7 separate regions of the Mus musculus genome follow, and regions 2, 3, 4, 5, 6 and 7 are each linked to region 1. The links are chromatin loops, found by intact Hi-C in ENCODE. Cell type or tissue: heart. All regions are shown on one strand. Links, peaks and the distances in the headings refer to the core of each region. The heading gives the core; the rest is flanking DNA. Region 1 has its middle 2.9 kb from the start of Maf. Region 2 overlaps Wwox (WW domain-containing oxidoreductase). Region 3 overlaps Wwox (WW domain-containing oxidoreductase). Region 4 has its middle 66 kb from the start of Dynlrb2. Region 5 overlaps Wwox (WW domain-containing oxidoreductase). Region 6 has its middle 46 kb from the start of Gm31225. Region 7 overlaps Wwox (WW domain-containing oxidoreductase).

Region 1 (4,309 bases), core at 215-4,214:
GGGGGAGTTAAGTTCTTTCTTCCCCCACTTTTTTTCTTTTGGTTTTGGTTTTTCTTTTCTTTTCTTTTTTTCTTTCTTATTATTTTTTTAAAGCAAAATTGCAAGTCCTGGGCCAAGGCAAAGCCGAGAGCAAAAGGGTTGGGGGGAGAGGCCGAGCGGACGAGCAGCCCGAGCTACAGCTCCAAGATGAAAAGAGATTTTAAAGCCTCTGATCCCAGCGAGAAGAGTTTAAAGCAATTGCTGAGTTTTATAGCACCCGTGACGTCAGGCTCAAATGGGAAATTGACTGGCACTCTCCGCCAATGGGAGGCGGCGAGAGCGGCAGCGATTAGCATAATAGTATAGAAACAAGGAAACTTTTCGGAGCTGTCAATCACAGCCCAATCAGCTGACTGTCAGCTGGGACAGGTTTGCTTAACCCTTGCGGCGCTGCTACTGGGGCGCAGCCAGGGAGCAACACCCCCCACCACCGGCCGGTGCGAAGTTTAGTGCACCAGGGGACAGAGTTTACTAAAAGGGCGGCTGGAATCCGGTAGGACCCGGGAGGATGGTTTGCTTTCCTCGGAGTTCGAGAGAGGCCTGCCCGGCTGAACCGCAGCTCTCATGCTGCAGAGATCCGCCAGAACTCCCCTGTCCCCTGCCGGTCCCGCACCCTGACAACGTGCATTTATTTGTCTTGCAGTTTTCGATCTTTGATCCATCCTCTGCATCTTTCGTGGCTGTTGATGGGGGTAGCCGAGTGCTTTCCTTCCTTGAATCTGACGCTCCAGGGGCCCAACTTGACTGAACTCTTTGTCCCTCTCTGCAAGTGAGGTGATCAGATGGGGGCGCCAAGGGTGCGGGGACCCAGAATGCGCGCGGGGATCAGTGAGCAGTGCGCCTGCACTTTTTTTTTTTTTTTTGATTTCACGCGGAGAAGAAAACCAGTATAACTCTTGAAAAAGCAGGGGGCTTAAAGTATATAGGGACTAGCTGCCCCCTAGCATCTTCTGTCCTTGGAGGGACAGACAGAATGATGGTGCCAGCAAGTTGTTCTGGGACACTTTAAGCCTGAGCCTGATCATCCCGGCTCAACCCTCAGCCTCAGGACTCTAGAATGGAGTTTGGCTTTTGAGAAATATTCATATTCATTTTCTCCTCTCTCCTCTCTCCTCTCTCCTCTCTCCTCTCTTCTCTCTTCTCTCTTCTCTCTCTCTCTCTCTCTCTCTCTCTCTCTCTCTCCCCCCCCCCGCCGTTTCTCTTCTCTCCCCTCTACAATCCACCACCTTTTCCATTTATGAAACCTGAATCCTGCTTGAGATGCCCCCCCCCATACACCCTGACCATACCATTCTCACCATTATGAAATCTGAACCCTGTTTATCAGGGTCCGGAGCGTCTTTGCACTCCCACCTCGCTTAATTATTTGGTATTTAGAACTTGGTGGTGAAGGGCGGGGGGGGGGGGGGAAGCGGGGGCAGTACCCCAGAGCCCTCCCGGCTCCTCTCCAAGGGTTAAATTTTAAACCAATATTTTCCCCCACCTCCGGACAAGTCCGGAAACCCAGATTGGGGGTGGGGTAAGGTTGCCCCCCTCCCGTTGCAAATGCTAATAACCGGTTCAGTTTTCTACACTGATTGATTCTTCCAAAGCTATGCAAAAATATTGGGGGGGGGTGGGCATAGAAAAAAAAAGAAAAGAAACTAACAACTCGTTTCTAAGATTTTAAAGCGATAGGCAAGTCAGAAGAGTGGAGGCTGAATCTGGGAAAGCAGGGTTGTCTGAAACCACCTTACATTTGCAAGACTGTTCTCACCTGCTTGGAAATTGGGACTCTTGACTCCTTCGAATAATGAAATGCATCTGGTGTTGATTGTATTTGTTTTAACCATATTGGGGGTATCTATGAGGGTGTCCCCCGCCCCCCCCCCAAAAAAAAGAATCAAAAAGACTGCAAAAGAATCCCGAGTAAAAACTATTGTTGGATAGAGTTGGTTTTTACCTCAACAGCGCCACCTTTCGGCAAAGCTTAGTTGAAAATTGATCTCATTCTGGTTTGAGACGCTGATTTCCTAGTGTGGAAAGAGGCAAGAGGCACAAGAAAGCTAGTTGGATCACAGTGGGGGAAGCCAACCTTGCAGGGAAGGGCCTCCAGACACTGCGAGCAGGTGCTGAAATTTTTTTTCTCTCAGGCTTCCTTTCGTGGCTTGGGAAGAGGTCCACAGACAGTCTTCAGAGAATGTTATTCTGGCTGAGAGACCTGTGCCTGTTGATGTCATGTAACAAGGACCCAGGCTCTTTCAAAGGGCTGGCAAGGCTTTCCAACCCGATTTGTGGCAATAACGATTGAGTTAAAAAGTTCCTTGGAATCCAGTGATAGAGGAGACATCTTTCCTAAGCAAAGTTACTGCTGTGGCTTAAAATTGTTTATCTGAAAGGTAATTCTCAGAAAATCCTGACTTCGGACACTTAAGTCATATATTAAGCCAGCTTCGTGAACATTGCACCTAAGTGTGGTCTCAAACCCGCCCCTAGCATTCTTGGCTGTTTAGAAAGAGGCCTTAGGTGTCACTGCCTGCCTCGGGACACCAGATTAGACCAGTGTTCATTTCTCATCCACAAACTCTGGCACCCCTTTTGGTAGACACCCTGGGAGACGTGTAGAGACATCCTCGTTCTAAAGGGCCTGCTGGTCTTTTTCTAGACACGCCATTCTTCTTGCACTGTTAACTGCAGAGCTCTTTATAAGGGTGACTTGGGCTTTATAGGAATGTTTGGTTACGGTAGCATGAGCTATGTTTAGATCCAGATTGGGGAAGAAAGAGTGAAGACTATGTCAATACTGAGGTGACCTAAGAGACTTCTCTCTTCGTTTTCCTCCGTTTAAACTAGATTTTACCTTGCAGTGAAGTTAAGGGATTCTAGTGTACATTCGAAGGGGAAGGCAGTGTTTAAGATCACACAAATGTCCTGCTGGTTAGCCATGGTTTTCTAGGTCTTTCTAAAAATTATTAACCACAGATGCCTAAAGCTTATGTTTTTGCGTATATGAACATGTGTCTTTAGAAACCATTCACTTTTATGATAATTTTTAGACATGAAGGTTTTGTTAAACACTATAAAGTATACTCCCTGCCTTTCAAAAAAAATGTATGTTTTGGGCCAGAAACATGGAGATGGCTATATTTATAAATAGGCACCATCTCATAAACAAAAATTGCTGCTGATGGAGAGCATGCCCTATAGCTCCATGGCCACCCAACCAATTATCGCAAATATGTACTCTTTCTGGACACTCAGGGGCCATGTGTGGCTAGTTAACTATCATTAGCTACACATTTTTCCCCCAGTTTATTTTTCATTCTTGCTATTGTTAGCCGTAGCATTTTTTTTCCTCTTTTTTTCAGAGACTTTTACAACCTCCCACTTTTGTTGGAAGGAAAAAGAGAGAGGAGGTCAGAAATATTTTCTAAAGAAAGCTGGAGTGCTTTCAGGCTTAGCACTTAGGTCCCATCGTTTGCCCCCCTTACTGCATTGTTTAGTGATGCGCAGGAGGTGTCTAAACATTTACAGTTTGCTGTTAGCAGCGTTTCTTTGATAACAATTGCAAGCACTCATTTTAATTTAGCACCATTCAGGTTTGCGATTCCCCACAATTACAGCAGGCCACAGTGCTTGCGACTTCTTTGCTTACACTGTTTGTTTCGCTTTTAGCCAAGCCAACCTAATCCAAATACAAATCGGAACCCCGGCTCTCAGATAGACTTCAGCTTCCTCAGCCAGCTCTATGCAGTGATTTAGAAACCATGCGCTTGTCATTATTGACCAGTTCAACCCGGTAACATTAAAGTTCCTGCAAGCAATGAATATTTATAAAACGGCTTGGATGGGAAGGAGAGCCCTGGGCTGGCCGTGTAAGAAGGCTCAAAAAAGCGTCAGAAAACACAACCATAACTTCAGGTTGATATATATGTAGCTTCATGTAAAGCTGAAGGTGTAGAAGGCCCTTTGTGTCTAAGTTGCAAAGATTGGGAGCTAAAAGGAATATGTTTTTTTTTTTTCCTCTCCCTGATCTTGAGTTACTACTGCTCAAATGTATCACGTTTAAATCAGTCATACAGACTCTGAAGTGAACAGGATGTAGCTGGAAGCTTCTGAGGGCTTTGTTTATGTGCAAGCTGATTTAACGGTGCCGAGCTAACCGGTGTCCACTAAATTTCAGTAGGAACCCGACTCCATTGATCTGAGGCAGAGTTCTGGAGAGGGCTTGAGTGATAAGACATGCTCAGTTCCTAGGTCTAGTGTTAGATAAATCCTTTTAGCCGTCTTC
Region 2 (4,309 bases), core at 55-4,054, 780 kb before region 1:
CCTGTCTCAAAAAACCAAAAGAGAGAGAGAGAGAGAGAGGCGAGGAGGGTTTTGTTTTCTTTTTTCTTTTTTTCTTTTCTTTTTTTTCTTAACTTAAAAAAAAATGTGGTACAGTCATTTACCATTTGAGCCACTTACTGGTGGATGCTTTGGTGGCAAAGGGGACAGCCAGTGCTGTAGTATGAACATCACGTGACACAGGGCATCCAATGGTGAACTTGGTCCTGAAGTTACCAGCCACCGGTCTCAACTCGCAAGATGCCTTTCAGCCTATGGTAGGAAGGAGCAGTCTGAGGCTTGTGTATTTATGTTGAAGCACAGGCAGCTGTTTCTTTGGGGGCAATTAGCTGACCTCTTTGAGCCTCTATGTCTGTCTATCTTGGACCCATCATTTCCCTCCTTTGCATCGGATGATCTGAACCTGGAGTCAGTGGGTACCACACAGGGCAACTCGTCACAGCCCCATCTCTCTCTGTTGTAACCCTCTGTGATGGTTAAATGCTAGCTGACCACCCATCTCTCTCTCTCTCTCTCTCTCTCTCTCTCTCTCGTGAGTCTGCACTTTCCTATCCTTGATTTTACGTGTATGTGCCCCTGAGTGCAGTACCTGAAGAGACCAGAAGAGATCTCTTGGAAATGACGTACAGGCAGTTGTGAGCTACTTCACTGGGTGTCGGGAGCCAACCATGAGTTTTCTCAAAGAGCAGTACAGTGCTCTTAACTGCCGGGCCGTTGCTCCCGTCCCGGCTTGACCTTCTGTAACCATGACTCAGGATGTATGCAGCACCTGCAAAGGCTGACAGGTTCTGGGGGGTCCCTCAGCAACTCATTGGAGACCCATGGGCCGATGCGAGAGGAGCAGCCCAACTCCTTAGTATCTGTCGCCACTCTCAGAACTTCTAATCCATAGAAGCCATGTGAGGTTTCCATCCATTGGGAGATGCGCACAAGTGGTTAAAATTAGTCATGCATTCTTGGTCCGCTGCTGCAGGAAGGGTGTCTTCGCCCGTGAGAGCGATTATGACATGTTAAAACGGGGTAATGGTAAGCAGACAGTCCGAGGGGCTGCAGGGCAAGCTCTGCAAACGCTCTGTTTATTTTCTCCCCATTGACTTTTCTCTTTCAGGCTCAACCACGAGTGCATTAACTCGGAAAATAAACCAAGCCTGAGCGAGTTCAGAGCGTTGACATTGTGTGCCTTCTTTTGCAGCCTGCACCCGCTTCTTTTATTTGGCTTTTAAATGGCCTCTTCTTCCTCTAAAACTCAACCTGCCCCGCCGTTTTGTTTTGTTTTTGTCTTTTTCTTCTTCTTCTTCTTTTTAAGTGGAAAGTCCTCCCCTCCCCCAGACTGGCCGGTATTCTTCCAGTTCATTCTCCTGTGACTTAGAAACACAGCGTGGATTCTGAGGTCACTTTTGCAAGCTGGCGAGTCAGCTGATGGAGTCCCTTATTCCCTTCAACACAGCAGTGGTTCTCCGTGTTAGAGAAAAGCCTGTGATTTCTCTTGGACATTCAAACTCTGGGTGCTTGGATTTTGCAAAGAGGTATTCACATTCAGTTGGCCGGCCTCTAAAACTGTATGTGGGGTTTCATCTCTGTGTGCTTCTCAATGCGTATTTACATTTATTAGACATGGTCCTGCCCATTACTTTATAACCACCATTGCTTCTGGCCCTAGCTGACAAACGTGCTCTATATGGACAAAAACACAAACAAACAAACAAACAAACAAACAAAACAAACAAAAACTCCCAAAGCTTAGAAGAGTCAACTGGATTTCTTTTGAGAGGGTTTGGGAAAATGGTGGGTGTGGCTATGCAGATGAGCTGCATCCCAAGCTCTGTCTGTTGCTGTTCCTCCGTAGTTTATCATCATCTGTCAATCAGACGACTCCACTCCATATGAATTTGTAACCTGAGAGGCACTGGTACTGTGTAGCTTACCACTTCTTGGGAGAGTTTCAAACACTTAAAATAAGAGAAAAGGGAGTGATATTGTCTGGGATCATCCATGCAAAACACATGAATATTTATTTGTGTAATTTACTCCAGCTCCTTCCTTGTAAGAATTTTGCATAATGCCACAAACACTGGCCCCGGTGTGTTACTGTTAGGTGCATCAAGTTTGAGAACAAGGCCCTATTCTTGCAATTCTGGTATGTCACCACCAGGTGGCAATAGTGCATCCTGATGAAGGAACACTGCCCCTCAAACTGTGGTATTTATTTACTTTGACCATAAACCTAATCAATGTTTATATATAGGAATACATTTTTTTTTTAAAGTAAGCTTGCTTGTCTTGTTAGCACAGTTAGTTCTTCTATAAAATACACTGTGGTGTGTGTGTGTGTGTGTGTGTGTGTGTGTGGGGTGTTGTATGAGGGAGGTGTTTGAACCAGCATGAATCTAGCAGAAGATATCTCTCTACCTTGTTCCCTGTGATGGGCTGTCTTCAGCAGCATGTGACAGTGGGCCACAGGGATTCTCCTGTCTCCGTCCCCTACAGTGTTAGGATTACTGACTCAGACGCTTGGGTTTAAGTAGCTTCGGGGAGTTGGAACGCAGGTCTTCATGCTTGGCAGAAATCACTGTTACTGCTGAGCCATTTTGCAGACCCCCAAATACAGAGTTTTTTTGTTTGTTTGCTTGCATTTTGTTTTGTTTTTGTTGGTTGCTTGGTTGGTTGGTTTCAGCTTGTTGTTGTTTTTGAGACAGGTTCTCACTATGTAATTCTGGTGCTGTCCTGGAACTTCCTCTATAGACCAGGCTGGTCTAGAACCCACAGAGACCCACCTCCTAAGGGCTGGGACTAAAGGCATGCACCACCATACCACACCTGGTACTAAAATACATTTGTGTGTGTGTGTGGGGGGGGGGGTACTCACACATACATACCATGTGTGTGCCCAAAATACATGTTAGAGTTTCCTTGGGTTCTAATTCTCCCGTTTGAAGCTTTTTTTACTTCTCTCCCTTAACATTTCATTTGCCTACTTGGAAGAAGCCTAAAGTAGGAACCATGGCACTTGTGTAAATCCCTAGGAATACCGGTGGAAACAAACAACCCACCACCACCACCACCACCATTACCACCCTCCTCACCCTGTCCAGGGAACAGACATCCTCAAGGGCTCTTTGAGCAACTCCTGAGTGTTTGCTGTTTCGGCAAAAGTCTTGGGTTTTTTTTTTTTTTTTTTTTTTTTTTCGAGACAGTGTTTCTCTGTATTGCCCTGGCTGTCCTGGAACTCACTTTGTAGACCAGGCTGGCCTCGAACTCGGAACTCAAGAGATCCACCTGCCTCTGCCTCCCGAGTGCTGGGATTAAAGGTGTGCGCCACCACGCCCGGCTTGTTTCGGCAAAGTCTATGCCTCAGCTCTCCCATCTGGCCCATCACGGAGCCACTCAACAGTAAGGGCCTGGATACTCAGGACCACCTGCAGCTGGTCTTCTCCAGCCTCTCCCCCTCCATCCCCCCCTCCATCCCCCCCCTCCATCCCCCCCTCCATCCCCCCCCCCCCCAGAGCCCGCCATCCGCCTTTTATAACTACTGAGGAAGAAAGAAGTTCAGGCAGGCACAGAGTCGGGCCAGGGTCACCTGGAGTCGTCTAGGACCTTATTAGAGCTCTGACTTACATTAAGAAAAGGTCAGCATCCTCCTCTTGGTGTCCGTAAGCTGATGGAGGGAGAGGCTAAGGAGGTATAGCTTCCATAATCTTGCTGAGATACCCGGTTGCTCTTGTAAACTAGGGTTCAGGGAGATTAGACAGGTAGTCCAGGTAAGGCTAGGCCAGGATTCACAAGCTGATATTTCTTGGGGCATTGCTCTGACCACATAAAAATCTTGGAATTGGAAGTACCTGGAACCTCCAGATAAAAACCCACCTTAGATAATAATCTCCACTTCTGAGAACATGCAAGAATAAGAACGCAGGCAAGCTTGCTCTTCTCAAGCGGTGACTGACAGCTGGGAGGTTTGCCTTTTGAGTACCATCCACCGCAGAGTCCCTTGGTGTCATACCCAGGGGTGTCCTTCCCCAGAGTCATGGTTGAAAGGAACTGAGGTTCTGTCAGGTTCGGGGCTGTGCTGGGTACCAGTGATACTTGTTGGACTGGAGAGATGGGCCCTGTCCTCCTAGGAAGAAGGCATCCACTTCTGATACTGTGATAAAATAGCCCCATGAAAGCAACTTAAGAGAGAAAAGCATTTGTCTTATAATTTCAGGTTCATTATTACAGGGAAGTCTAAAAGTCAAGGCAGCTAGTTACATACATCCACAGTCAAAACCAAAGAGAGTAAGCACACATCACT
Region 3 (4,309 bases), core at 197-4,196, 940 kb before region 1:
AAAGCAATGCAGGTACCACTCCTGGGTGGGGCACATGGTTAGCTTGGATTGAAACCCAGCCCTGGGAACTCGAGGCCTGGCTGGGGTGAAGGTGGGGACACAATATCCTCAGCTACTCAGCAGCAGTAATGTGGAGTAGGAAAAGGAGATTCCTACATGGCACTGGTTGAAGACCCCATTTAATTCACATAAAACTCTAGGTCTGAACAAGAATGACTTCCTTGAACATATACAAGGATGTGTATGTGTGTGCGTGTATACACACACACACACACACACACACACACACACACACACACAGTTGAAAACAAAATCAAAGGTGTTTTTGGAATGATACCTGTGTGTGGTAAGAAGGCAGGCACTTGGTTCTGATATCTCTGTCAGTGGAAACACTATGGGGGTTTTGGTAAATTTCATTGCAGGTTTTGGTAAATTTCACTGACGACATCCTGCCTTCCACAGTGGCCCACAGACAACCAGTGAAAACTCGGCCATACCTTCAGCGTAACCTAAAGGGATGAGGAGGAGATATTCTCTGAGAACTAGGAAGCCGGCTGCTGATCTCAGCCAGCTTTGCCTTCTGACCGTATTCTAGGTGTTAGGCTGGCTCACAACCCCCCCCCCCCCAACAGTGGTCCTCAGGTTCAGCTGGACATCAGAGTCACCTGGGGACTTCTTATAGAGCAGCGATGCTCCAGGATAATTGCATCCGGATCTCCAGGGAGCTGGGGAGCAGGAGAGGAAAGCAGTCAGGGTGAAACCCGCTTTAATCAGAATTTTCATCACTAGCTGCCGATCTGAAAGAAGGAAAGCTGAGTGAGAACCCTTTGGAAAAGTAAATCCAGGGCCCTGCTGAACCCAGGTCTCCAGAGACCAGCACTGCACCCCGCTTCGTCTTGGTGTTTATTTGTTTACTCTTGTGATTTGGTTAGTTCATTTTTTTTTTGTTCTCCTCCTTTAATCAGGGAAATGTGACTTGCCCTGGAACTTTGCAGAGCCATCCGCCCCTAGCCTTCCATGGCCTCCTTTATCTTACCAGCTGAATGGATACAGAACACTTTTGCCATGTAAGCCATCCATGTAAGGTGTGTGTGATCCAGTTGCTTTAGTACATCTACAACCTCAGAACATCTAATTAGCTCTAAAAATCATCCTGCATCCTTAGACACCTCAATCACACCACACACACACACACACACACACACACACACACACACACGGCCCTAGGCAGTGGTTAATTTCCTTCCTGTCTGTAAGGACTTGCCTGCTGTGGGCACCTCGGAAAAATGGAGTTATAGTGTCCATGGTGTTCTGTGTGTTTTCATTCACTTGGTATCCTGATTTCAAATTTTTCTTGTTAACAGCTTCTACTAATACCATTTTATTTTATTTTATTTTATTTTGTTTTGTTTTATTTTATTTTTGAATGCTATTCGATGGTAGGGATGCATCCATGTCCTGTTTGTCCGTTCATCACCTGGTGAGCATGTTTACCTCCGCCCCCGTGAACTTTCACCTTGTCAGTATCATCTCCATCTGACAGATATCTTGAAATACTTTACATCGGAAGCAAAACGTGATTAGCAACGCTGGAAACTGTGGCTCTTTTCACTCCACAACTGAGGTGCGAGCGACCTTGAACCATTACCGATGTTGCTTCTCCGTCAATGAAGGAGCGAGGGGCGCTCATCCATTCCCGACTTCTTCTCTCCTTCCCAAGGTGGCCAGAGGTGAAGGGAGGGTGTTTCCAGAGAAAAGGAGGGGCTCCTTTAAGATCAGCGCGAGGCCGTCAGTATTGTTTGCGTGATTAATGAGTCCATGGTGCCGAAGCTCTCATTTAATGTATCTGCGCCTTCTAAGAACATTTCGTTTCGTGCGCTTCGACTGGGTTTGAGATTTATGAGGCCTAACTTGCAAGCGATGTGCGCCCGGATTAAGGGAACCTGAGACTGTCTATTTATGTCTGACCCGAGGAAATTCCCTGTAAGCTGCTTATCGGAGGCGCTTGCTAAGGGCATGATGGGAAGATGGAGTCCTTTGGTCCCTGGTAAAATCTGGGATCTGCTCTCTTGCGTTTTCATAGTGCATTCAGAAAGTAAGTCCACCTGTGTGTATCTGCCCGATGATCCACTGGGATAAATTTAGTTTTAAAATACATATACTCTGCGACTCTCTGTTTGACTGCAAATGCGACTCTCAATTCGACTCCAAATACCAACTCTTCTGGGTACATGCATGTTTAATTCTTCGTTGTCAAACACCATGTCTGATCAAGGTGATTTTGAAGAATTTAATGCAACTCTTTACTCTCCATCTATTAAAACACGCATGGACTGAACTCTTCCTATCTGCTTTTTTTTTTCTTTCTTTGAAACTTTTTTTCACACTGTAACAATTAGGTGTCTCTAAAATCTTGTGAGAAGTGCACGCATTTACTGTTTCTCCACCAGGGGGCACTGTGGTTCGGCTGCCCATTTAAACAGCCGGTCTTCTATCCGTTTACCAGAAAATACACAGAAGGAATCCTATCTGGACGCAAACAGATGTCAACTCTTTCTCCGCACTAGCAAGCGGTAGTGTTGTCAAGTTTGTTAAACTTAGCTCGCTGGAGATTAACATGCAATGTATAATGTGCATGTGCCTAACTGTATAATAAATAGTAAATCACATTTTTATGCTTTCTCTGAACTTGGAGGCTTGCAAGTTATTATTTTTTTATTCCCTGGGTGTGATGAAATAAATAACCTTAAAATACATTTTAAAGATGTCAGTCAGGGAGGGGAAAAAAGTGCTTGGCACCGGTATTTGATAGATTTCTTTTGTGATTAATTCTCTTGTTGAGTTTTAATGACTTTAAAGATGTAAAAGCTAGAAACTACAAAACTAGACATGGTTAATAAATAACCAGAATAGCAGGTGTGGAGAGACACATCTGTGGGAAACTGAAATAAAATGTATCTCTAGGTTGTATTTGGAAATAGCTCTTTGGGGGGGGGGGGAGGGAGTTTTAAAACAGTGAACAGCAAGGTTGCTTTTATTTTTTTCCAGAAAAATTCTTTCAGAGAGTGTTCTCTAAAACCCACACATGTACACTGAATTATTTTATGACCTAATGTTTATTAGCGAGATCCATGTCTTGAAACGCATATGTCTTCCTGGAATTTTTGGAAAGTATTCACAAACATCTTCTGGTATTTTTTTTTTCATGCCTCTTTACCCAGCTCCCTTTCCTGGCTCTAATGCAAAGTGCTTTGCTGATGAACTGCCTTTAACAGGCCCAGAGAGCTGGGCCATTCCAGAAAACAGAATTGTGTGGACTGTGTTTCAGTAATACTATCATTTTCCCCCCTTCCTTGGACACTCAGAATTTATGAACTATGACCCAGTTTATCCTGAGAAGCTCTCTGTGGATCCAGGAGGGTGGAAGAATGGATGCCGGTCTCCAGACAGCAAATATAAGGCCCTTCACAGGGCCTTTTGCCTTGTCCCAGATGTGTAAAGCTCCTGTCACCCTATTGGAAGGCTGGATCCAGCCCATTAGCTCCACCCCCACCCCTCACCCCTACCCTGTCACAGGCAGTGCTGGGGTATTGACTTTCCTAGAACATTTCAACTTGAGTTCTTAAGCCCAGCAGTTTATAAACCAAACACACATTAATTAATATGAATAATGACTTGGAAGAGTCACAGGCCCCCAGAAGAAGAATGTATAAATGGACATATTTGCACATATGCTTTTGTGTCCAAAAGGAGATAAATGGTGTGTTGAACACAATCCCGTCTCCTCCGTGAAGGGCTATTATTGTCCCCGTTTTTTTTTTTTTTTTTTTTTTTTTTTTCCGACTCCCCCAAGTACAATAGGCCAGGCACATTTCACACAAGGCAGCTTCCCGCCCCAATCTCCAGAACTTCAAAGTTAAAAGATCTTTAAAAATAAATAAATAAATAACCAACACAGGTCTTATTTTTGAAAGCTCTGGATTGTAAATGAAGTCTAATTATCTACCTTCCCCGTGGCTGGAGGGAGGAGGCAGACAGAATATTCTGCCCTTCTCTTTGTATTATTTCCTTCTAAATGAACACACTTGCCAAGTGTTCAAGGCGACTTCTGCCACTACTGCACCTTATCTAAGTAGCCTGCTTTCTAGAAGGAAGGCAGGCAGCATCCTGCCAGGCAGACCCTTGTCCAGTGACTTTCCTATCAGCCCTGTTCTGGATAAGAGCAGCATAAATAAGCTCACACACACACACACACACACACATACACACACACACACACACACACACACACACACACACACACACACAC
Region 4 (4,309 bases), core at 240-4,239, 730 kb after region 1:
AAGATCCTGCCTGGACCGTGGTGAGTAATGATTTGTTAGAGTTGTCCAGACTGAAGAGTGTGGTGGGGGAAAGCAGAGAGAAAGACACACACCTGTTAGTACTGCACACCCATCCACACCTTGAGACTAGCACGTCTTTCCATTGTAGGGTCACACTGAAGAATTAGCAGCCCAGCATCACCACTGGGGTCTTGTGTCCTCACCAAGTTCATCATCGTTGCTATACTCTGAATGATACCTATCTCTACTATTCTCATACCCAGTTCAAGGGTACCATTCAGATCTCTACTCTCTTCCTTCTTCAAGGCTAGCTGCTTAGTCCCTTGTTCTCTCTTGTAATGAAGGTTCCCCTTTGATTACATCAGACATTGATTCAGGTACCTAACATACAATATCTCATTTATATATCATAGCAAATCAATGTATACATTGGGTGTTCCCATTTTATAGATGAGGCAAGTTGGGGCCTGAACGATTAAATAACCATCCAGATTACACAGCAAATAAATGGCAGTGCCAGGTATCAAGCCCACCATACTGATGCCTTGTTGATTCCCTTGCTGACTTTCTGATGAATGGCAGGTAACATCTGAGCAGATATGTCTAGGGGTCTAGGCAGTGGGAGAGAGAAGAAAAGGCTAGCTCAGGAAGAGAATAGCCTGGTCTCCCAAGAAGGCACTGAGACATGGGTTGTTACTGAGGAATGATGTTGCTCTTGTTCAATATTAGGCTGAGTTTTAGGAAAACGTGCCTTTAGGGGAGGTTGCGTTTGGATGCTACCAACATCATTTTTTTGGTACTGAACCAGGTGGCTTTGCTCATTGCATTTCTGCCAGTTCTCTTTGTGCCTTAAATACTGATGGAAGCAAGGGCTAGGAACAGGTCAGGAGGGCAGGGCTCCAGAACCATGGCCCTGAGAAGGTCTTTTCTGGAGACCAGGAACATCAGGAAAAGAATTTGGGCTTCGGGTTCCCTGTCATCTCTCTCTCTTACCTGGAAGCTGTATCTGCTGACATCACTAAAACTCAGGTCACCTAGCTGGACATTCCTCAGTTGGGCCGGCTGAACTGAGTTTATCCACCATCATGCCCTGTCCAAGTTCTGGCTGAGCACCTCCATGGCATTCCATCCCCAGAGACACAATCCTGCTGTATAGACACTGTGGGCTCTCTCTCTCTCTCTCTCTCTCTCTCTCTCTCTCACACACACACACACACACACACACACACACACACATACACACAAGCTCATGCTTCCTCTCTCTTCTGTTCTCTTATGAAATACATAGTAAACTTTTCTCTAAAACTCACCTTCCATGATCTATGAATTTCTTATAACTCGCAAGACAAGAACCTGAAGTCACTGGTTCAGGGTGGCTTTGGAGGCTGTTGGGTTTTCCAGGATCCCAGGTCCCTAAGTCAAGCTCACCAACAACTGAAAATGGTTCTGTCAAACTCAAAGGCATCCCTCAAATTCTCCATATCACATATACCACGGGGAGGGGGTGTGCAGTTCTATTCTAAATTCTATTCTATTCACTCCAGGGGACTTTAGATAAGGAAGCAAGATGAGAGACATGGAAGCCAGGTGGATCTCACACCCTAGTTGTTAGAGTCCTGCGTGGACACAGGGACATCACTCTCCAAAATCACCCTGGCACTACCAGCAAATGACAGCTTGTTCATCTAGAAGTGACAAGAGACCCTTTCCCTGGGCCAATTCTCGATGCATTCTCTATGTCTACACGGGTGTTGGACGACTGCAGAGAAACTGGTGATATTCCACTCACATCCTAAAGATGGGGACTCTGTGAACTGCCAAAGCCCTCTGCCTGAGTAGAGAAAGCTGCCTGACAGAAGGATGCTGGACGCTGAAACCAGGAAGAGTTGGTACATGTTGGATCATGACAAAGGAAACATCGCCACCTGGTGGCCCCAGGAGAGATACGCCACTCTCCTGGCCCATTGTCTCCTGGGGGCACAAAGTTAACTTAGCCAAAAGAAGTTTAAAGAGCTTAGGAAAGGAAGGTGGGCTGAACGCTATATGGAAAGGGCCAAAGGGGAGGGAAAGACTTTCCCTGTTCCCTCCTGCCTGGTCTGCAGCTGGTGGACAGCAACGTAGCACTGAGAATAAGGTCGTCCTAAGTGTGGGTCATCCTGGAAAGGGCAGAGCATTGCTTACTTTGCATGATGCGCCTGCCCTTGAATTCACACTGAAGGTCCTTTTGGTGTCCATGGGAACACAATGGAGATTTCAAGACCCAGAGAAGGGAAAAGAAAACCTTCTGCTGTGTTGTTGTTGGTAACAGCAAAAGCCAAATAAGAGATCAAGAGAGGATAATGGTAGGTGAGTGGGTAGACACAGTGTAGGAAGGCCTTACCCTTGGGCTGGAGAGATGGCTCAGTCAGCAAAGTGCTTGCCACATGAGCATGAGGACCTGAGTTCAAAGCCCAGAGCTCGAACATGGTGGCACATGCTTATAATCCTAGCACTGGGGATGTGGAGATTCCCGGGGCTCACTAGCTGTCAGCCAAGCTGCATCGAGCAGTTCCAGGACAAGTTAGAGAGACTAGCTCAAACCCCAAGATGGTTGGCCTCCTGAGGAATGACTCTGAAGGCTGACTTCTGGCCTCCACTTGTACATGCACATACATGCACATACGTGCACATACACACACATACATGCACATACATTTATGTGTACTCGAACACTTGTATACCCATGCATTCACTCAGAGAAACTATCATGACAAAATTCATCATCTTGCTTGCTAACTAAAAATCATTTTTAAAAAATGAACAAAAGCAGCTGATATTTGCCTGTCATTATGCATGCATTAATGAACAGTTAGTAATTAACTAATTAACACAGTAATAATAGATCGCTGAATGATCACTTCAGATGAGCCCTCGCGGCAATCCCCTATAGAAATAAAGGGAAATAAAATGTTATTGTCTGCACCTTGCAGATGACCAAGCTGAGTCCCCAGAAACGAATGCACCTACCCTGGGCTGGGTCCCTTCCACACAGAAGGCCTGGAGCCAGGTGCAGAAGGCTGCCTACCCCAGCCTCACGCTCTGAATGATGCCTCCAGTCTGCTTTTTTTATAAGATGGTCCATTTGCACTGGACACACATGGCATGCCTCTTACAACACATGTACTTTAGACTGGAAAGCTGTCTCACAGGTTGGGAATACATACCGTTCTTGTAGAGGATGCAAATTCAGTTCCCAGCACCCACTTTGCATGGTTCACAATCATCCATAACTCCAGTTCCAGGGGGGATCTCATGTCTCTGGCCTCTGAAGACACCTGCACTCACACGAGGTAACCAACCTGGAAGAGCTATTGCTAATCGTTGCTAATCGTATCATGGAGCCCTGGCTAAACCTTAGGGTGACGTCATTAGCGTGATGCATTTTGGAAGCTAATTAGTTTTAGGTATGGTCTAGAGTGTGCGCACACACACACATACACACACACACACACACTATGGAAGATGGGCTTGAATGCACCATGCCATACTGACTATCACTGATCCTACCAGGGAGTGCCATATACCTGCCAGGGTCCTGTTTTTATAGGATGTGATACTTGCAGCTGAGGGGCCCAGGGGGTAGCCAGTGCCCAGATCCTGGATGGCCCCCTGTGTGTGCTAGTCAGACAGAGGTGGGTTGCCTGAGCCCTTCCAGAGCAGGCAGTAACAACTGAAGAAACTGTTGGGCAGTGTGAGAGTTGCCAGGAGAGAGGGAAGGAATGCACAAACGGACCAGGAGAGAACAGAGCAGGGGTTAGTCAGTGAGGAGCCAGAAAGAAAGACCCGCAAGCCCTCATCATCAGAAGGCTCTGGAGACCTGTCAAGTCTTCAGGGCCAAGTGCCTCAGATCTCAGGCTGAGCACTAACAGAAGCCACTGTCAAAGGCTGTGGAGTCTCATGCCACAAGCAGACACAGGGACTATAATATTAGAGAGTGGCTGCCCTTACCTGCCTACTCTGCCGCTTGGTGCTGTCAGACACCAAAGGAGACATGACTGAAAAGCTTCTTCTGCACACCCAGGATTTCTGTCCAGGTAGAGCTGGCCAATCAAAACAGCCTCTATACATCAAAGTGATGCATGCTGGGGTCGGCTTTCTTCCATATCTGAGAGTGGTTGCCTCCTTCCTGCAGCATGAAGGATTCGTGAGGAGGACTTCTGAAAGCAGAGGTGACAGCTGGTGTCAACGTGGCGAAGCTTTACCTGGCCAAGCACTTCACAGTCCACAGAACTCTGGAGTTCATGATCCCTTAGGGTAGCTATGACTGCCC
Region 5 (4,309 bases), core at 232-4,231, 1.2 Mb before region 1:
CCCACTTCCTCCCCTTGTTCATAACCTCAGTCACTTCTTCTGGAACAGTCTCGCCTGTGCATTTGTTGTGATTATTAACCCTCTTAGTCGTTCAGATTAACGGGTTTCTTCCTGTCTGTCCATCACTTTGAATTACATCCCATGCTCTGGGTCTCATAATTTGATTAACTTCCGTAGCCTGTGTCAAATAGTAACATATTGTCCCCTTTCTCCACCCATGTCTTCAAAAAAGCAAATGACTGTGCCCCTGCCATCACAGTCCCTGCTAGTTCTGCATGGAAAGAACAGATACACAGTAATAGAAAGAAAAAAAGAAAAAAAAAAAAAAGAACCCCCACAACATAGAGCAAAGCAAAAGAAAACTCAGCATTTTGGGTTCTTGTGCAATGGAAGACCATGCAGACCATTTGGCGGTGATCTCTTCGCAAGCTGTCTTCAGGTCTCCTTCACCCATGGGACGAGTGGGTTCCTGAGCCTTCAGAGGTGAACCTTCTGAGGTACGATGTCCAAATTCTGCACTCCAGGCTGGACTTTAAATTATAACTCAGTTTGCACCATGCAAACCATGCTGCCTCCCGTGACCTAGGAGAAGGGTGGCTACAACGTTGAGTCTCCATCTCTGACATAATAGGCCTTCTGTCGGAAAATCCGACCACTCTCGGCAACGCAGCAGAATCAGCTGCACTAACCTTAATGAAAGCTCCTTGCTCTGCCTAGGAGCTGCTAAAAGGAAGAAGGAGTGTACTCCGCACCAGGATCTTGTGACTTGCTGTCGTGTAGCTGAGGTTTCGCTGTTACGCCACTCTGGTGGACAACAGCAGGTAACAGATGTGTGCACCCAGTCTCATTCATTGTCACACCTGAGTAGGGGAGGAAGGCCACGCCTGGCTGCGCTGTGGTCTCTGCAAATGGGCACACGGACCAAAAGGTTGTGGCAGTGTGTCAAAGGAAAAGGGAGGTGTTTGTACTGACCAGCAGGCGTGCTCTGTTGAGAGCTGCTCCCAGATGGTGGGTCCCTTACACGCGACAGACCTGCAGCCTACGCACATTTGCCTTCTGAAGGCTTAAAGAGAAATGACTTTGGATGCAATGATATTATTATTATTATTGTCATTATCATTATTGTTATTATTGTTATTTTGATGTGTCTGTGCTTATGTCTCTATGCATGTGTGCATGTGTATGTGTGTGTGCATGTCTGCGTGTCTGCGTGTGTGTGTGTGTGTTGTGTTGTGTGTGTGTGTGTGTGTGTGTGTGTGTGTGTTTATGTAGGTCACAGGACAACTTAGTAGTTCTTTTTCTCCTTCCGCTGTGGACTCTGAGGATTGAACTCAGTTCTCAGGGCTTCTGTGACCAGTGCCTTTACCACCTCGCTGACCAACAGCGAACACGTAATATTAGTCAGATGTCTTCTTCTATTCACCTCTATTAGTTTGAGGTCCCTTCCTGTCATCATCCTCCCTGCTCTTACTTTTGATCTGTTTGCAGTCACTGCCGAATGACCAATTAACAGTGCTAAGTAATTGTTTAGTCCGTTGGAGGCTCAGTCTTGACCAGTTTTCATCTCCCACACCCAACATTTAGCTTTCGTGAGTTGGACGCTTCAAGATGACAGAATTCCTAGTTGAATGTTAACAATCTTTCACGGCACTTGCTGGGATTCTGTCATTCGAGCTCAGTATTACCTGGGGATCCGAGGCACGTGTGTTGCTGCCAATGTGTATGTCTGTGCCTCGATTCTGTCTACCACCTTTTTCACCCATCAGTCACTGGGATGGTTGTGGCCAGGGGAACCTAGAACTGTTGGCTCACTTTGAATGTGTCCGTTGTGGAAGTCAAGGTCGTGGCTTTCCTCTGTGGAGTCATTGGCTTTAATCTGTGGTTAACTTTGTTTACCCACTGGACCCAAATGTGTGCTCTTTTTGTACTTTTGAACAAAAGCAAGGGCAAATGAGGAGTCACCTGGGTTGACACAAACCCTGGCACAGTCAAATGGGTGGAACCTTAGGCATCTCTATATTTTATTTCACCACAAGATGTCGCTAGGACACCATACCAGCGTGGCCAGTAGGTCATCTCTCTGGCAAAGAGACAGTCATCAAAGGCCACCTGGCTCTGGCCACAGAGAAATCCTATCAAAGCAACAGGAGGACACTGTCAGGGACGCTGGGATGCCATCTCTTGGAGCCTTTATGAAAGAAGACAGGGCATGGGACAGAAGAAGTTCATCTCAGAGACCAAAGTATCCAATCAGCCCAGATGCTACTTTTATTAGGTGAGGTAGCAGGTGACCCAGAGAAGACATCAGGATAGATTGTGTCTCTGAGTGAAAGTTCGTATTTTATTCTTTTAGATAAGTCACAATTTCAGGTTATCTAAAAAGTAGACATTTTAGCATTTTTAAACTTGATTTTTTTTGGGAGGGCCAGCCCATTAACACAACAAGGTAATCATCCATTAACAGATGTATCATTGAGGTGTGATATAAGTCTCTTCTCCATTCTAGACATATGGGAAAAGTTGTGTGAGCCTGGAGCTGTGGTGGCTTTTATTGCTTAGTAGCTCTGCATCAACTCTGAAGTGTTTGAACCTTTCGTGATACTCATGGATAAACTCAAATCTAAGCTGGGAATGGGGACACACACCCACAGTCCTAGGACTTGGGGGGCTACAGTAGGAGGATTGGAAGTCAGAGGCCAGCTTGGGTCATACTTTGAGACTCTGTCTCAAAATAAATGGCAACGCAGAAGACAGTCAAATGTAGCAAGCATTGCCTGCCCTTATTCTTGTCATTGGGCCACTGTTATCCTCATTTATGCCAGGACTGGTTTGCATTGAGATGTTTGCTGTCTGTCCCTGGAGTACCTGCATGCCCCAGTTTTATAGCCCTGTAGCTATTTCCCACACCTGATCCACGTCTTCTTAATTTGGTTAGATTTAATAGACCAATAGGGATAAACATCGATTTTCCATGGCAAGAGTGAAGTTAACTATCATACTGTCGATACTTAGAAAGTTTTCATAAATCTGTTTCAAGGAAGAAGACTCGGGGGCGGGCGGATTCCCAAGCTCCTTATCATTGACCAAATCGCTCGTTTTAAGCTGGAGTTAAGAATTAAGGGGCTGGAGAGATGGTTCCGTGGTTAAGAACACTTGCTGCTGTTACACAGGACCCGAGTTCAGTTCCCAGCACCTGCATGGTGACTCACATCAGTTCTAGGAGATGGGATGCGACTTCCAGCATGCACCTGCACGTTCATGGGCAGCACACTCACATGCACAGAATAAAATGAAATATTTTCAAAATTATGTCTTTTTTCTTACTCAAACGGAGGCCCTACGTCTACATTGTTCTTTATAGCTTATAATTTAAATCATCTCTAATTGGTCAGAAACTTGGTATTTCTCTATAACCTAATTGTTGGCTTTCCAGAGCATAGGCCAAGTGTTTCTATTTGCAGCGTCTTTTGGTTTCAGAGTCTGAACCTAAATCCTGCGTTTTGGCTTAGTTAATTCTGCAGTTTTAGTGTCCTTAGCTCACGTGAGCCACGAGCCTGCAGGGCACACATACATGTAAGCCACAAGCCTGCAGACCCCATGGAATCCTACACAGCTTCACTTTAGGGCCACTGGCCTGTGTTGTAATCCCAGTGCATGGGAGAGTTAGAAGCAGGAGGATTGAGTCTGATGCCAGTCTGGGCTGAACATAGTGAGGGAGGCCTTGCTTCCTGAAACCAACCAACCAACCAACCAACCAACCAACCAATCAACCAACCAACCAACCAACCAACCGTCAAACAATCTAACCCTTTCCCTTCCCTTTTTTGGTCCTGGCTGCTCCATTTTTTCTTCCCCCCCCTAAGAGCAGCGTCTCAGCCCCTCTCTTGATTTGTTCTTTCTAGTTCAGTGTGGCCCATTCTATCCAATATAGAGATTCATGGGAAATGTTGGAACCAGAGTGAGACACGTACTTGGAAGGTCTAAAATCACGTTTAGAATGTCCCAGTGAACCTCAGAAAGGCCTGGTTCTGTAGGCTCAATGTCGCCGTGGTGTGTGCCGGAAGGGAACAGGGTTGTAGTGTTCATACTGGCACCAGCTTTGAGTGGACCACATTCCTGGCAGCCGGCCTTGGAAAACCATTTGAAATTTTAAACATGGGAATTGAAGAAAAGGGAAGCCGATATTGCATTTCTGTTACACTGGTGAATATATTTATCTCATCATTCACTGGGCTACTCACCATGTTGATTCAAGTTAAAGCTTTCCAGGGAGAGTACTGTCCCCTGTAGAGTGACCGTTTCTAAAGTG
Region 6 (4,309 bases), core at 123-4,122, 430 kb after region 1:
CATGTGTATATCCATCCAGTCAGCCTTCTACCAACCTTCAGTCTATCCATCTCTCAATATGGCCATCTACCCATCCATCCATCCATCCATCCATCCATCCATCCATCCATCCATCTATCCATCCATCCACTCATCCATCCATTCTTCCACTCAACCAATGGCTCATACCCATCTATCCATCCATCCATCCATCCATCCATCCATCCATGAATCCATCCATGGAGACTTACTGAGCTTATTTTAGTAGCTGGGATTTCACAGTGAGCCCAACAGACACAATGTCTGCCTCTCCACATTCTTGGTTGCAGAGGGTCATTTGAGTAATTAAGAAGCTGATAGCACCACAGGAATGATATAAGAGGAGTTCAAGGTACAGAGAGAGAGAGAGAGAGAGAGAGAGAGAGAGAGAGAGAGAGAGAGAGAGAGAGAGAGAGAGAGAGAGAGAGAGAGAGAGAGAAAGAGAGAGAGAGAGAGAGAGAGAGAGAGAACAGGCAACATACACATAGCTCAGTCTTGGACTCACTGGTCACAGTTTCTCCTTCTCTCTCCCCCTTCTTTCCAAGAAGAATCGACCTTGTAAAAGAATCATGGCACTGGGCAGGTTGGGAGAGTGGAAAGAAAAGAAGATTCAAATATTCACTGAGCACAGACTGCATACCAGACATGGGTCATGGTGCCTGCCACTTAACAGACATCCCTTCGATTAGTGTTCACAGGATGCAAGAGAACAGAGGCCCAGTGTAATTAAGCTGCTCACCCAGGGGCTCAAAGATGGTCCAGGCTTTCTCTGATTCTAGTTCCCTACATCTTTGCTTTCTTCCAAGAGTTCCCTCTTCCATGCCTCTTGTGAGTACGTACTACAAGAGGGAAGGTCAAGAGGCAGGGACAAAATTCTCAGAGCTTGGGGCAGAGGATAAACAAAGAGGCCTTTGATTCTTCTTGTCCATCAGAGACAAGGTCTGGGAATAGCTCAGCTACGGGTGGCCTCAGGGGTCATAGAGCCCCAGTGTAGCCACCTCACTCTAGTCCAAAGCATACAGTCTTCCTGCAGTGTTGACTCCCTCTGACTCAGACATCTGAGACTCCAGGACAGATCCCTGAGGTAGGCCTGATTCTAAGCCCCTTCTAACCCTCAAGGTTCCCTAAGACAAGGAAAGTGTTACCTAAGGGCCTATACACTCACAGACACACACACAGATACACATACATACCACAAACACACACATACTACACACACCACAAACACACACATACACACACACAACACATACACCACAAACACACACACTACTCACACACATACACACACCACACACACACCCCACAAACACACACATAAACACACATACCATACACACCACAAACACACATACACACACACAATACACACACCGCAAGCACACATACCACTCATACACATACACACATCCCACATCACACACACTCCACAAACATATACATATTATACACACCACAAACACACACATACATATGCACACTACACACACCACAAACACACACACATGCCACTCATATACACACACCCTGCTCCACACACAGACATAAACACACACACACACACACACACACACACACACACATGCACACACGCACACACACACATACTGTGCAGTGTGAGAATCAAAGTCCCTAGGGACTTTGTCAGCTCTCAGCTCTTACTTATCCACACCCTGACTGTGGAATGGAACGTTCCTGGAGATGGGGTCAGAGGGTACAGAGTGAGGCCTTCACCTGAACCTGGAGGGGCTGAAAGCTGCTTCCATCCGAGCTCTGCTGGGATTTCCTTTACACTGCCCCAGCTCTGGGTCTCTTTTCTCACTATTTTTACTCATGTAAATGTGGCTCAGATCCCTGCCAACACGCTCCGCGTGTAATGTTGTTTAATAACTCCAGCCACCTCCATGAAATATTCATTATTCTCCTCTCCGTTGGAGTGTTCACCCAGGTTCCCAGAAATTTCTCTAGCTCTTGTTTTCAAGACAGCCCCCTAGCAGGAGAGCCCTGCGGGAGGGCCTGGACTCCCCATCTGAGGCTGACTGAGGAACTTGGGGTGCCTCCAGAGATTAAGGCCAAGGGCTCACCTTTGCTGGTTTCTCAGGGTAGAACCTACAGGGCTCCAAACAGTGTGCAGGAGCAGGATGAGTCAGCCCCCACTCCAGGGAAGGGAGCAACCTTTCGTTTTCAGATGAGCATCCGGCTTACTCAGCTGCAGTAGGCAGGCATCAGGACTTGGCTTCTGACACCTAGGCAAAGAGCGCCGCCTGTTGAATGCTGGCAATATGTGTTTCCTCCAGAGCTCCGGGCTGGACCCTGGGCTTCCTGCAGGGTCTCCTGAGCCCCCTCCAGTCAAAAAGGGGAAAGCAGGTTGCTCTCCACTGTATAGATTTTTTTGCTGACCATGCATGAAATAAGGCTAAAGCCCTGGATAGATTTTGCAAGCTAGAGAAAAAGGAGTCTACTTGTGATAGCCTATCAGATGATTAGGGATTCTCTATCTCTCTTTCTGTCTCCCCTCTCCCCTCTTTCTTCTTCCTGTCTTTCCTCCTATATATCTCTCTGTCTCTCTGTCTCTCTCTCTCTCCATAAGAGACATCCCACACTCTCTGTGGGTACCATTGGAGTTAATTTATTGAAGTAGGGTTAAAAAAACAAAGAAAAGAGTGACCACATGCGCAAGAGAGTCAACCTAGCATCCCAAAGTGGACCCATCTGAAGCATCCGCCTATGGATGAAAACCTTGAAAGAAAACCTCCCACACAGCCAGTCATGCCTCCAAGGGAAACTAAACCATGTCCTGCCATCTCTCCCCTCAGGTCACTCCTACCACCTCCACCTGTCAGTGGGCAACATACACATGGAACCATCCATTGGACATCGTGTTCCTGTGCCCTGAAGTCTACTTCCTATGATGCACTCCTTCTGGCACTGTTATGAACCACACTTCTCATAAATGGGGGGAGAGGGGCAAGATCATATAACTGGGGACAAGAGACATGTTGCAAACCACTGAATTCGTCCTTGGCATTTTTGTAATCAAATAAGGATTAGCAAAAAGTCAGTCATCAGCCAGAGGGTACACAGCAGGGATACCCTTGTATCAGAAGACAAGGTTCCTTCAGTGCCTGCCACAGAGTACAGAGGACTCAGCACCTGACCAGGACCTAAAATGTGGTTACCACGTATCATGCCACAGAATCCCCGGAGCAAGCTTTTCACTACGATCCTTGATGTACATCCCTGTTTGCTGGCATCTCCATTACTTAGCACAGCAATTTTACACTGTGTTCTCATCCCAAAAGAAAAAAAACATGGAAATCATGGGGCTGGAGAGATGACTCAAAGTGTGAGAGTGATTTCAGGGCCATCAGGAGGTCTTGAGTTCAGGTCCCAAGACATAAATGAAGAACCAAAGTGTGGCACCACATACACCTACAACCCCAGTGTTGCTGGGGACAGGGGCTTTGCTGACCTAGCTGAGCTCTAGATTCAGTGAGAGATCTTATTAGGAACAAAGGAATAAGGTAAAGAATGATAGAGGCTCTTCTCTGGCCTCTGCTTGCCTATGTAGGTGTATGCATGCACATAGACAAGAGGATACATGTACATACACACACACACACACACACACTGAAATAACTTATCAAGCTCTGATTCTCTCACTGCATATGATGGAGCTCAGTAAGATGAAATATGGAAGATTTCATAGTACCGGTTCCTTATAGAATATCCCATGATAGAAGGCATCTATTGGTCACACACCTGGGTTTTAGAACTAGATGGGCCAGGATTGCATGTTCACCCCTAGCACTTAGGAATGTTGTTGGTTTGAATGTGAAGTGTCCCGAAAGGCTAACATATTTGAACAGTTGGTTCCAGGTAGTAAAGCCAATTGAGAAGGTTATAGAACCGTTAGGAGGCACAGTCACTATGGGAAGTCAGTCACTGGGACCTGCTAGTTTTCTCTCTCTGTTCCTGAGTGTATATGAAATGTGACCAGCCAGCTTCTGGCTACTGCCACTGTGCCATCCCTGCCTGATGCCATGTGACCCACCCTGATGAACTGTATCCCCTGGAACTGTAAGCCAAAAGTAAACCCTTTCTCCTTTAAGTTGCTTTGCCGGGTTGCTTTTATCACAGCACCAGGAAACTAACTAATGTAGTTGCCTTTAGATCAATGGCTTTCAACCTGTGGGCCAAAAGTGCCAGCCTGGGTTCAAGTCTCAGATATCCTGCATATCAAATATTTACATTACAACTTGCAACAGTAGCAAAATTACAGTTGTGAAGC
Region 7 (4,309 bases), core at 126-4,125, 550 kb before region 1:
TCTTAAGATTGCAAACAGGGAACTGAAGTGACAGAAGAAACGAAGGTCGCTCACCTGCCGACCTTCAGCGTGGGAGATGATTCTCAATGGCCTGGTGGGCCAGATTTTCTCACCAGTTTCCTACAGTGGGGAAGAGAGATGCTGTTGAATCACAGGGAATTGCACAGGCAAAGGATTAGACTGGACCTCATCAGCTCTGCAGATGGAGGGAGGGGCATGTGCTAAGAAAGGCCAGTAACTTCTAGAAGCCAAAAGAGGCCGTGAACCAGATTCTCTCCTATGCCTTCTATCAGGAGCCTGATTCCCAGATACATGGATTTAAGGATACATTTGGACTCCTGACCACTTCGATCATAAAGAGCAGAGTTGCCTTGAGCATCTAAATTTGGGTGTATTCCTTACGGCAGCAAAGGCTAACTAACACCCGCTCAAGCCATTCCCTTGAAACTTTTCTCTGTCTTCTACAGGCCCTCAGAGCACCACGTACCCATTCTTCTCGCAACAGCCTGTCCTGTCACACTTAAGGTGTGTGGTAGGACAGCTTAATTACGTACGGCCTGTCTCCTCATTAGGTGTGGGCAGGAACAGTGTGTGGCTCACTCTCCTATTCCCAGGACCCACCACCGCCCAAGGGCTCAAGAGCAGCTCAGAGAGTATTTGTAGAATGAATAAATGCATGAGGGAGTCAATGAATACATTAATTAATTAATCTGTAGGAGAAAGAAGGGCAAGCCACCATCAACTTTAATTAAGTGCATATCCCATGTCCAGGGCCAGTGAGGGGGCTACAGAATTCCAGGAACCAGATCTGCCCAGTGACAAGCTGGCAGCCTTGCCCTCTCTCTCAAGACAAAGGCCTCCCACCCCTTCCATCCAGGATACAATGGGCTGCTCTTCTACCCTCCCCCTCCCAATCTCAGCGGGAGAGTCAGGCTGAATATTTCTTTAAGGGATGCTGTTGAGTTTTCTTCCGGGGGAGCAAAGGATTTGTAGAAAAACCCAGCGTGTAACTTGAGTGTTCCGTGTAGCCAGATATCGGTGCCAAGCTAAATTTGTGTGTGCAGCTTCTGTTTAAGGCAATTATATAGTGTATAATACCCAGTAGAGAAATTAAGTCCAAGTACATTTTGCCCACAGAGATTATCCTCTCAGTTGGATTTATTTTAAACAACTTTTTGCCCCTTATACATTAAGACGCATGCAATAAATCACTTATGTAATAAACTGCAGTATATTATGTGGAAAAAAATGAGCGAGTGGCGTGTGTGTGTGTGTGGGGGGGGTGGCTTCCAGTGGAGCCAGACCTCAGGCATGAAGAGAGAGGAGGGGAAGGGACTTGGAAGGAGGGGGCCGCTGCACCAGAGGAACTTGGAGAGGCTACAAATGGAAGCATCTCCACAGCGAACCTCAGGCTGCTGCTGGAGGGAGCTGGTTATGTAATGACTGCGGCAGTGGGGCTCCAGAGAAACTTTTTCCAGCTCGGCTTTTCCAGAGCATCCTCCCAGCTAATGTTCATTACCGGGGGTGGGGGTGGGGGTGGGGGTGTTCAGAATTAGGCTGGAGGCTGGAGGAAGGGAGATGGAGGATGGGAGTTTGTATTAAAGATGAGAAAACAGAGATGAGAGCTTTCTGTTTAGCAGCTCTTGGGTGAGCCCTCCATCCAGACGCTGAATGATTGCTCTTCATTGTAAATACCAATGGCCATCATCTATCCCGCAGAGGGGGGGTCTCAGGAAAACGGGGGGGGGCGTGCTTTACGAGAAGTAGCAGCAAATGCGTTCGGTAGCAGGCCACCGGGCTTCCGGAGTGTCTAGTATACACCAGCATGCTGTTCGTTCTGTATCCGAATTTCTAATCTCACAGGCGTCTTATGCTTTTCTGAGCCAAGTCCAACAACTTTCGCCGGGGTAGCCTCCAGCGATGAGGATTCCTGTTAGCAGAAAAATGACTGTGAGCTCCGACTTCGAGCAGGGCCTCGAGTATTTACCTAGTTGAGGCTTCCCAAATGCACTACCAGAGGGCACTATGATTAGTCCCATTTCTCAAAAGTGTAAACTGAGGTTTTTTTCCTTTTGTTTTGTTTTGTTTTTTTTTTTTTAACAAAAATCTGCCCCCAAGTTCTCTCCATCTGGAAGGAAAAGAGCCAGGGTTCATGCCAAGACCCATCTGGCTCCCAAATGCTTTCTGGCAATCACCAAGTTATACAACCAATTCTAGATGCGGATCCGAGAAATAACTTCATGGTGAGACTTGCCAAGGGAGGCTGCTTGCCTCCTTCCTGCAGGAACACATTGCAGCTCACAAATCTACGCCGGCTAGAAAAAAGAAAACCAATACTGCTCAGAAAAAACGCTTGCAAACTTCCCGGCAGAAAGCCCCCTGTTCACCGTGGTGTGCCTGCCACCGGGGAGTGGAAGTTGAGGGGTGGGGGTGGGGGGGCACGAAGCACGGTCAGAAGCTAGGAGTTTCCGGCTGAAGAACCTCCTTCCAGAGCCCCTAGAGGAGAGCAGAGGAGCCGCTCCAATTTCCATGTGCGCCTTTCTCTAACTTTGAGAGCCCAATAAAACCCAGAGTGCTGGGTAGGAATCAGAGGCTGCTAAGCTGCTTGTAATTTACGATTTAGCGTCGCACAGTATAAAAATAGGCAGTGAAACTGAAAGGCAATCAAGTCTATTGTCACCAGGAATGGGACGTGATCTGACATCCGCCGCTGCCGAGAGCCCGCTGTGTACTGGGAATGTAGTGTATATGGTTTCATTTTATCTCGACATCCCTGGAGTCTGGCCCCTGTCATTTATCTGTTCCCGAGTTACAAAGCGCCCCACGTGCTACTAGTAGACAACAACCAATGCATTTTTTTGTTTTTGTTTTTATTAAATCCCATCATTTTCTGGCTCAATTTTTTGGGGGGGGGGGTAGGGATTGCTTTGTCTCTCAATCTGTTGGCTATGGGGCAAAGGTCACGGGGTGATTGGTGGGTGGGCTAGCCCATAATTACCTTTCTTACTGCATGAGTGGCTAAGTGGGGGGCTCCGCCTCTGGCTTCTTTAGCGTGGTGGTCTTAGAGAGGTTGGATCTTGTAGGGCGTACACCTCATAGCTGCCATGGCAAGGTCTTCTCCGACTGACCTTGGACATCACAGGAAGCCACTTCCTCTCACCATATGAGGAGACCTTATAGTGAGTTTACCATCCCTGGCACACTGGGATTCAATGCAGGGGGACATAAGGCTCTACTTCCTGGTGGGAAGACTATTGAAGAACTTGTAGCTGCATTTTGTAAGCCATCTGGGTGTCTGTGGTCTGCATCCTCTTTGTCCCCATAGCAGATCCTTCTAAGAGATAAGGACCCTGATTTTGTTTGACCGGGTCCCAGTGCTAACCCAGGGTGACTCAGCTAGCTTCTAGCTGCCACCTCAGGGTCAGGGCTGCTCACTTCATGGAGGTCAGGAAGCAGCAAGACGGGGGATGGCGCTGGGACAGGGGTCAGAGTCAGGGTGTGACCTTCAAAGCCATGCTCCCTAGTATCTGCCTAGCCCAAGTAGGTCTAATCTTCTAGTCTCTTTTGCTTCCCCATAAAGTTGTCAAAGTATGAATCGATCAGTGAATTAGCCTGATGATTAAGCCAGCCAGAGCCGTTAATGATCCAATTATTTTCCGAAGCTCCACCTCTGAGTATTATTTTGGGACCACGCCTTCAAAGCAAGAGCTGTTTGAACAGTACCTACTACCTCAACTGTAACATAGCGTTCACTCCAAACTGCCTTTCGCTCACAGAAGTCTTGAGACTTTGGGGCTCATTAACAAATCAATTAAAGTGTCTGGCAACACAAAAATCATAAACCAGAATCCTGGATTCTCCTTCAAGAAGAATTCCCGGGGTTAACAGAGAATCCATTCATGTCTGCCAGTCCGGCTTTGACTCTTTCTCATTTTCCATTGGCCCAGGGGTGTAGGAATGGTGCTGAAAAGTACTCAGGGGCAGACAAAACTGCGGTTAAAGGCAGCCCTCCTCGGCACTCTGCCCTCCCCCACCCCCCCCCCCACCTCTACTTAGCTTTACTGGTTTCTATTATAACCCACCCAGCAAAGGACAGCATGGGCCGGTGAACATGGGTCAGCATTCTGATGGCTGTGGGCCCTCAGCCTGTGTGTTCCCCACCCCTCTTAAATATCCTTTTGAATCCCATACATTATGTTAGGTCTGCCCGACTTCTGTTTATACGGCAGCAAAGCGGGGACGGCTTGGATTTTGGAAGTTTCGCGGGAAGGTATTAAATGTGCTTTGAAACTACTTGAAAGTCCAGCTG

What was found. A loop is a pair of places that touch in the nucleus more often than their neighbours do. Peaks named below come from ENCODE experiments on the same cell type or tissue, not always from the same donor. Only the 100,000 strongest peaks of a DNase experiment are listed, where the experiment ranks them.
Region 2: it touches region 1 in a loop (10-fold over the local background); 8 of 42 quality-filtered maps call a loop at or near these places.
Region 3: it touches region 1 in a loop (14-fold over the local background); 20 of 42 quality-filtered maps call a loop at or near these places.
Region 4: it touches region 1 in a loop (6-fold over the local background); 17 of 42 quality-filtered maps call a loop at or near these places.
Region 5: it touches region 1 in a loop (13-fold over the local background); 18 of 42 quality-filtered maps call a loop at or near these places.
Region 6: a loop joins it to region 1, with 8 times the contacts of the local background. A loop is called at or near these places in 5 of 42 quality-filtered maps.
Region 7: it touches region 1 in a loop (3-fold over the local background); 10 of 42 quality-filtered maps call a loop at or near these places.

What each region holds. Positions count from the first base shown.
Region 1 is chr8:115,707,612-115,711,920 of GRCm38, forward strand. No RefSeq gene overlaps it. Among named protein-coding and RNA genes, the nearest start is that of Maf, 2.9 kb to the left of the region's middle. In heart, for the core only: a CTCF peak has its summit at 2,002 (motif pointing left); DNase peaks (open chromatin) are centred at 340 and 2,000; H3K4me3 peaks cover 1,781 bases; H3K27ac peaks cover 1,092 bases; H3K27me3 peaks cover 1,066 bases.
Region 2 is chr8:114,931,284-114,935,592 of GRCm38, forward strand. The region is part of intron 8 of Wwox (WW domain-containing oxidoreductase); the gene reads left to right. Among named protein-coding and RNA genes, the nearest start is that of Gm39257, 28 kb to the right of the region's middle. In heart, for the core only: a CTCF peak has its summit at 2,164 (motif pointing right); no DNase peak of the experiment used is centred there.
Region 3 is chr8:114,769,118-114,773,426 of GRCm38, forward strand. The region is part of intron 8 of Wwox (WW domain-containing oxidoreductase); the gene reads left to right. Among named protein-coding and RNA genes, the nearest start is that of Gm16118, 63 kb to the left of the region's middle. In heart, for the core only: no CTCF peak of the experiment used is centred there; a DNase peak (open chromatin) is centred at 2,484; H3K27ac peaks cover 235 bases.
Region 4 is chr8:116,437,196-116,441,504 of GRCm38, forward strand. No RefSeq gene overlaps it. Among named protein-coding and RNA genes, the nearest start is that of Dynlrb2, 66 kb to the right of the region's middle. In heart, for the core only: a CTCF peak has its summit at 1,945 (motif pointing left); a DNase peak (open chromatin) is centred at 1,846; H3K27me3 peaks cover 1,725 bases.
Region 5 is chr8:114,539,288-114,543,596 of GRCm38, forward strand. All of the region lies in intron 5 of Wwox (WW domain-containing oxidoreductase), which reads left to right. Among named protein-coding and RNA genes, the nearest start is that of Gm16116, 55 kb to the right of the region's middle. In heart, for the core only: a CTCF peak has its summit at 2,037 (motif pointing right); no DNase peak of the experiment used is centred there; H3K27me3 peaks cover 823 bases.
Region 6 is chr8:116,142,176-116,146,484 of GRCm38, forward strand. No RefSeq gene overlaps it. Among named protein-coding and RNA genes, the nearest start is that of Gm31225, 46 kb to the right of the region's middle. In heart, for the core only: a CTCF peak has its summit at 2,291; a DNase peak (open chromatin) is centred at 2,216; H3K27me3 peaks cover 405 bases.
Region 7 is chr8:115,157,579-115,161,887 of GRCm38, forward strand. The region is part of intron 8 of Wwox (WW domain-containing oxidoreductase); the gene reads left to right. Among named protein-coding and RNA genes, the nearest start is that of Gm39257, 200 kb to the left of the region's middle. In heart, for the core only: a CTCF peak has its summit at 2,510; DNase peaks (open chromatin) are centred at 1,453, 1,883, 2,633, 2,693 and 2 weaker places; H3K4me3 peaks cover 1,830 bases; H3K27ac peaks cover 1,929 bases.